Regions from separate parts of the Homo sapiens genome. Here region 1 is linked to region 2. Evidence: chromatin contacts called from ENCODE Hi-C or POLR2A ChIA-PET data. All regions are on one chromosome and are shown on one strand. Each heading gives the region's core, a stretch centred on a gene start or an enhancer-like site at or near the end of the contact. The rest is flanking DNA. Distances are from core to core; before and after follow the strand shown.

Region 1 (2,979 bases), core at 160-2,659, 64 kb before region 2:
TATTTAAATTGACATCGGGCCGGGCGCAGTGGCTCACATCTGTAATCCCAGCACTTTGGGAGGCCGAGGCAGGCAGATCACTTGAGGTCAGGAGTTTGAGACCAGCCTGGCAAACATGGTGAAACCCCATCTCTACTAAAAATACAAAAATTAGCCTGGTGTGGTGGTGCATGCCTTTAATCTCAGCTACTCGGGAGGCTGAGGCAGGAGAATCGCTTGAACCCGTGGCGGGGAGGAGGTTGCAGTGAGCTGAGATCATGCCACTGCACTCCAGCCTGGGCGATAGAGCGAGACTCAGTTTCAAATAAATAAATAAACATCAAAATAAAAAGTTACTGTATTAAAGAATGGGGGCGGGGTGGGAGGGGTGGGGAGAGGTTGCAAAAATAAATAAATAAATAAATAAACCCCAAAATGAAAAAGACAGTGGAGGCACCAGGCCTGCGTGGGGCTGGAGGGCTAATAAGGCCAGGCCTCTTATCTCTGGCCATAGAACCAGAGAAGTGAGTGGATGTGATGCCCAGCTCCAGAAGTGACTCCAGAACACCCTGTTCCAAAGCAGAGGACACACTGATTTTTTTTTTAATAGGCTGCAGGACTTACTGTTGGTGGGACGCCCTGCTTTGCGAAGGGAAAGGAGGAGTTTGCCCTGAGCACAGGCCCCCACCCTCCACTGGGCTTTCCCCAGCTCCCTTGTCTTCTTATCACGGTAGTGGCCCAGTCCCTGGCCCCTGACTCCAGAAGGTGGCCCTCCTGGAAACCCAGGTCGTGCAGTCAACGATGTACTCGCCGGGACAGCGATGTCTGCTGCACTCCATCCCTCCCCTGTTCATTTGTCCTTCATGCCCGTCTGGAGTAGATGCTTTTTGCAGAGGTGGCACCCTGTAAAGCTCTCCTGTCTGACTTTTTTTTTTTTTTTAGACTGAGTTTTGCTCTTGTTGCCTAGGCTGGAGTGCAATGGCACAATCTCAGCTCACTGCACCCTCTGCCTCCCGGGTTCAAGCGATTCTCCTGCCTCAGCCTCCCGAGTAGTTGGGATTACAGGCATGCACCACCACGCCCAGCTAATTTTTGTATTTTTAGTAGAGACAAGGTTTCACCGTGATGGCCAGGCTGGTCTTGAACTCCAGGACTCAAGTGATGCTCCTGCCTAGGCCTCTCAAAGTGTTGGGATTACAGGCGTGAGCCACTGCACCCGGCCTGCACGCGTTCTTTGAAAGCAGTCGAGGGGGCGCTAGGTGTGGGCAGGGACGAGCTGGCGCGGCGTCGCTGGGTGCACCGCGACCACGGGCAGAGCCACGCGGCGGGAGGACTACAACTCCCGGCACACCCCGCGCCGCCCCGCCTCTACTCCCAGAAGGCCGCGGGGGGTGGACCGCCTAAGAGGGCGTGCGCTCCCGACATGCCCCGCGGCGCGCCATTAACCGCCAGATTTGAATCGCGGGACCCGTTGGCAGAGGTGGCGGCGGCGGCATGGGTGCCCCGACGTTGCCCCCTGCCTGGCAGCCCTTTCTCAAGGACCACCGCATCTCTACATTCAAGAACTGGCCCTTCTTGGAGGGCTGCGCCTGCACCCCGGAGCGGGTGAGACTGCCCGGCCTCCTGGGGTCCCCCACGCCCGCCTTGCCCTGTCCCTAGCGAGGCCACTGTGACTGGGCCTCGGGGGTACAAGCCGCCCTCCCCTCCCCGTCCTGTCCCCAGCGAGGCCACTGTGGCTGGGCCCCTTGGGTCCAGGCCGGCCTCCCCTCCCTGCTTTGTCCCCATCGAGGCCTTTGTGGCTGGGCCTCGGGGTTCCGGGCTGCCACGTCCACTCACGAGCTGTGCTGTCCCTTGCAGATGGCCGAGGCTGGCTTCATCCACTGCCCCACTGAGAACGAGCCAGACTTGGCCCAGTGTTTCTTCTGCTTCAAGGAGCTGGAAGGCTGGGAGCCAGATGACGACCCCATGTAAGTCTTCTCTGGCCAGCCTCGATGGGCTTTGTTTTGAACTGAGTTGTCAAAAGATTTGAGTTGCAAAGACACTTAGTATGGGAGGGTTGCTTTCCACCCTCATTGCTTCTTAAACAGCTGTTGTGAACGGATACCTCTCTATATGCTGGTGCCTTGGTGATGCTTACAACCTAATTAAATCTCATTTGACCAAAATGCCTTGGGGTGGACGTAAGATGCCTGATGCCTTTCATGTTCAACAGAATACATCAGCAGACCCTGTTGTTGTGAACTCCCAGGAACGTCCAAGTGCTTTTTTTGAGATTTTTTAAAAAACAGTTTAATTGAAATATAACCTACACAGCACAAAAATTACCCTTTGAAAGTGTGCACTTCACACTTTCGGAGGCTGAGGCGGGCGGATCACCTGAGGTCAGGAGTTCAAGACCTGCCTGGCCAACTTGGCGAAACCCCGTCTCTACTAAAAATACAAAAATTAGCCGGGCATGGTAGCGCACGCCCGTAATCCCAGCTACTCGGGAGGCTAAGGCAGGAGAATCGCTTGAACCTGGGAGGCGGAGGTTGCAGTGAGCCGAGATTGTGCCAATGCACTCCAGCCTCGGCGACAGAGCGAGACTCCGTCATAAAAATAAAAAATTGAAAAAAAAAAAAGAAAGAAAGCATATACTTCAGTGTTGTTCTGGATTTTTTTCTTCAAGATGCCTAGTTAATGACAATGAAATTCTGTACTCGGATGGTATCTGTCTTTCCACACTGTAATGCCATATTCTTTTCTCACCTTTTTTTCTGTCGGATTCAGTTGCTTCCACAGCTTTAATTTTTTTCCCCTGGAGAATCACCCCAGTTGTTTTTCTTTTTGGCCAGAAGAGAGTAGCTGTTTTTTTTCTTAGTATGTTTGCTATGGTGGTTATACTGCATCCCCGTAATCACTGGGAAAAGATCAGTGGTATTCTTCTTGAAAATGAATAAGTGTTATGATATTTTCAGATTAGAGTTACAACTGGCTGTCTTTTTGGACTTTGTGTGGCCA
Region 2 (2,982 bases), core at 158-2,657:
CTGGTCTCAAACTCCTGACCTCAGGTGATCCGCCCACCTCGGCCTCCCAAAGTGCTGGGATTACAGGAATGAGCCACCGCACCCGGTCTCAGTTGATATTTCTAAGAATCTGCATAGAATAGACCAGCCGACCCTGGATCCTATCAGAGGGTGGAGGCTGGGAGGAGGAAGAGGATCAGGAAAAATAACTAATGCGTACTAGACTTAGTACCTGCGTGCTGAAATAATCTGTACAACAAACCCCAATGTCACGGGCTTACCTATATAACAAACCTGCACGTGGACCCCTGAACTTAAAAGGTTTTTTTAAAAAAAGAGGGTCGGGTACAGTGGCTCACACCTGTAATCCCAGCACTTTGGGAGGCCAAGGTGGGTGGATCATCTGAGGTCAGGAGTTCCAGACCAGTCTGGCCAACATGGTGGAACCCTGTCGTCTCTACTAAAAATACAAAAATTAGCCGGGCATGGTGGTGGGCGTAATCCCATCTACTCGGGAGACTGAGGCAGGAGAATTGCTTGAACCTGGGAGGCGGAGGTTGCAGTCAGCCGAGATCACACCACTGCACTCCAGCCTGGGCGACAGGGCAAGACTCTGTCTCCAAAAAAAAAAAAAAAGGGGAAGCCTGTTGCCCAAAAGGGCTGCTGTGGTACCTAAAAATGTGGGCTTTCTCCTTCTGGGAGGGGGTAGGAAGAAGTCGCCCCCACTCTCCAGGCCCACGGCTGCCCCGCCCCTGCTCACCAGCCGGCTGGCTGTGGCAAAACTAAAGCCTGCCCCGTGCCCTGAGCCCGGCATGTTGTTCAGCCTCTCTGAAATGGTCTCCTTGGATCATGGGCAGAGATGGTACGATGGGATCCCACCCGAGGGGTCCCGGCCGGTGCTCACGGGGCTGGGACCAGCTGCTCTTACTCTGTTTTTCTACCTTTCTCAGCCACTTGGAGGAAGAGAGAATTTTGTTACCTTTTACAGGTAAGGACGCTGAGGTTCACAGGATAAGTCACTTCCAGCCAGGTGTGTGTGACCTCAGATCCATACTCAGAGGGAGGTGGGCTGGGCAGAGCCTCCCACCTGCTCCCCTGGAGGCCCATGAGTCTGGGCACTGGGGCCCCAATTCCTATAAACCGGGGTTGATTACGGAGGACTCCCCTCACCTGCAACCCCGCCTCCCACCACAGAGCCCAGGCAGCAGGGAAGCCTGGAGACAGGCGCAGAGCCTCTGGGCCTGGGTGCCTACCCCTGCCCACCCCCAGGGCCTCAGGCCACAGGAGACCACCTAAAGCAGGAGCCGGGAGTAGGGCCCAGGCTGGGCTGGCACAGCTGGGCCTGTGAGGGGTGGAGGGGCCGCTGGGGAAGGGACTTACCAGCAGCAGCTCTGCTGGGACCTGGGAGGCTCTCCTCATTTCCAGTAACAAGCGGGGGTGGGGGCAGTGGGAGGGAGGAGGCGGCTTTCCCCAGGTGCCAGCTGTGCTTGAAGACAGCCTGTCCCCTCTGCTGTCTCCTGTTCTCAGCTCCTTAATCCCCTCCCCGACCTCGTAGTTGACTCCTGGGCTGACTCCTCCCCTGGAAGGGAAAGAAGAGCCGGGCTCACCCACACCCAACAGGTGCAGCAGCTGCTTGAGGTCACAGTTGCTGAGAAGGGAAGCTGAGGCCAGTGGCAGCTCCAGCCAGGGTTGGTGCAGCCTGCTGAGGGGTCGAGGTCACCCAATCACCCACCCAGCTCCACCTGCCCCCACCCCTCCCACCCAGCCTGGCCACCAGCCCAGACACCTTCCTCACATGGCCTGAAGACCCCTGCTGACCTGTGGCACCATGTGGCCCAGCAGGGTGGCCAGGCTGGCCGGGGTCATGGGGTGGGGGACGCTGCTCCCCACCTGCCCTGGGGTGGTCGGTGCTGTTGGGGAGGCCACTCTCTAGGGGCATCTGCCAGGTAGGCAGACCAGAAACTTACCCCGAGTTCTGTGACCCGCTCCGGGGAGCGGGGCATCTCATGTCCTCTCAGCCACGTCTGAAAGCTGGGACATGGCAGAGTGGGCAGGGCTGCCCTCTGAGCTGACCCCCTTCCCCTCCTCCCCATCTTGTCTCTCCTCAGATCTAGGGCTCACTCTGAGGCGTGGGTGACACTTGCCCCCCAACCCCAGCCTCTTCAGTGCAGGGAGGCAGGGCCTGAACTTCGGAGGGCCTTGGGGCAGGTTCCTGGGGCTTGCAGTGAGGCCTCCCCTTTCCCAGGGAGAGGAAGGGAGAAGCCGCGTCTGGCGAGGGAAGCCTGTACCCTCACCCTCACTGTGTCCAGATCTGCACCCCTAACCTGGCCTGGGGAGACTGGCACCAGGTGGAGCTGGTCCCCAAGGAGCCCCAAACCCCAGAACATCTGCTGCAGGGGTCAGCTCTCAGGGGGCCCCAGGGCCAGTCCTCTCTGCACCCCACCTTCCCTGCTCAATGTGGCTTGTAGGAGGTTATGCAAAGCATTATGCAAAGCACATGCAAATGAGACCCAACCACAACTGGTCACTCTCTCCAGGCAAGACCACTGAAGCCCTCTGGTCATCAGCAGGAATGCAGGGGCGCCTATGGCAGGCCGGACTCCAGGTCAGGCCTTGGGGCAGTGAGGAAGAAGGTGCATGCCAGGTAAGCTATAGTCAAAAGGGAGGGACACACACCACCAGGCGAATGAATGAAGCAAATCAATGGCACTCCTCCCTGCCCCAGAATTCAAAATGACAGACCGGTGCAGACAGATGCATGTGTGTTCTGAGAGGTGGTTGTGTACAAGCAAGCTCACTCCTTCAGTCTCCCATTCATTCACTTATTCTGCAAACTCGGTGTCTATTATGAGCCTGGGCTGTTCCAGGGGCTGGGGATATCCCAGCAGATGAAAATGCCTGCTTTGCAGGGCTCCAGTAGGGAGAGAAAGATACAGGTGACAAGTCAGGATGAGCAAGGAGGACACACCGGTGTATGTTCCAGAAACCATAAGGAGGCTGGAG

Evidence for each region. A loop is a pair of places that touch in the nucleus more often than their neighbours do. ChIA-PET counts read pairs that join two places held with the same protein, here RNA polymerase II (POLR2A). Pooled maps may share reads with other maps.
Region 1: a loop to region 2 is called in a pooled map, with 2.8 times the contacts of the local background. The contact joins the promoter of BIRC5 here to the promoter of LINC01993 in region 2. A Hi-C loop is called at or near these places in 1 of 37 single-sample maps with no recorded cell type and 2 of 50 pooled maps. POLR2A ChIA-PET finds 5 or more read pairs at or near these places in 6 of 52 experiments (AG04450, B cell, Panc1 and 3 more).

The regions. Positions count from the first base shown.
Region 1 is chr17:78,212,844-78,215,822 of GRCh38, forward strand. BIRC5 (baculoviral IAP repeat containing 5) reads left to right here and starts at 1,410. Exons shown (of 4, transcript NM_001168.3): 1 at 1,410-1,584; 2 at 1,837-1,946. The coding sequence starts at 1,474. RefSeq lists an enhancer at 1,155-2,056.
Region 2 is chr17:78,277,085-78,280,066 of GRCh38, forward strand. LINC01993 (long intergenic non-protein coding RNA 1993) reads right to left here and starts at 1,408. Exons shown (of 7, transcript NR_073178.1): 1 at 1,360-1,408. RefSeq lists enhancers at 274-1,107, 1,108-1,941.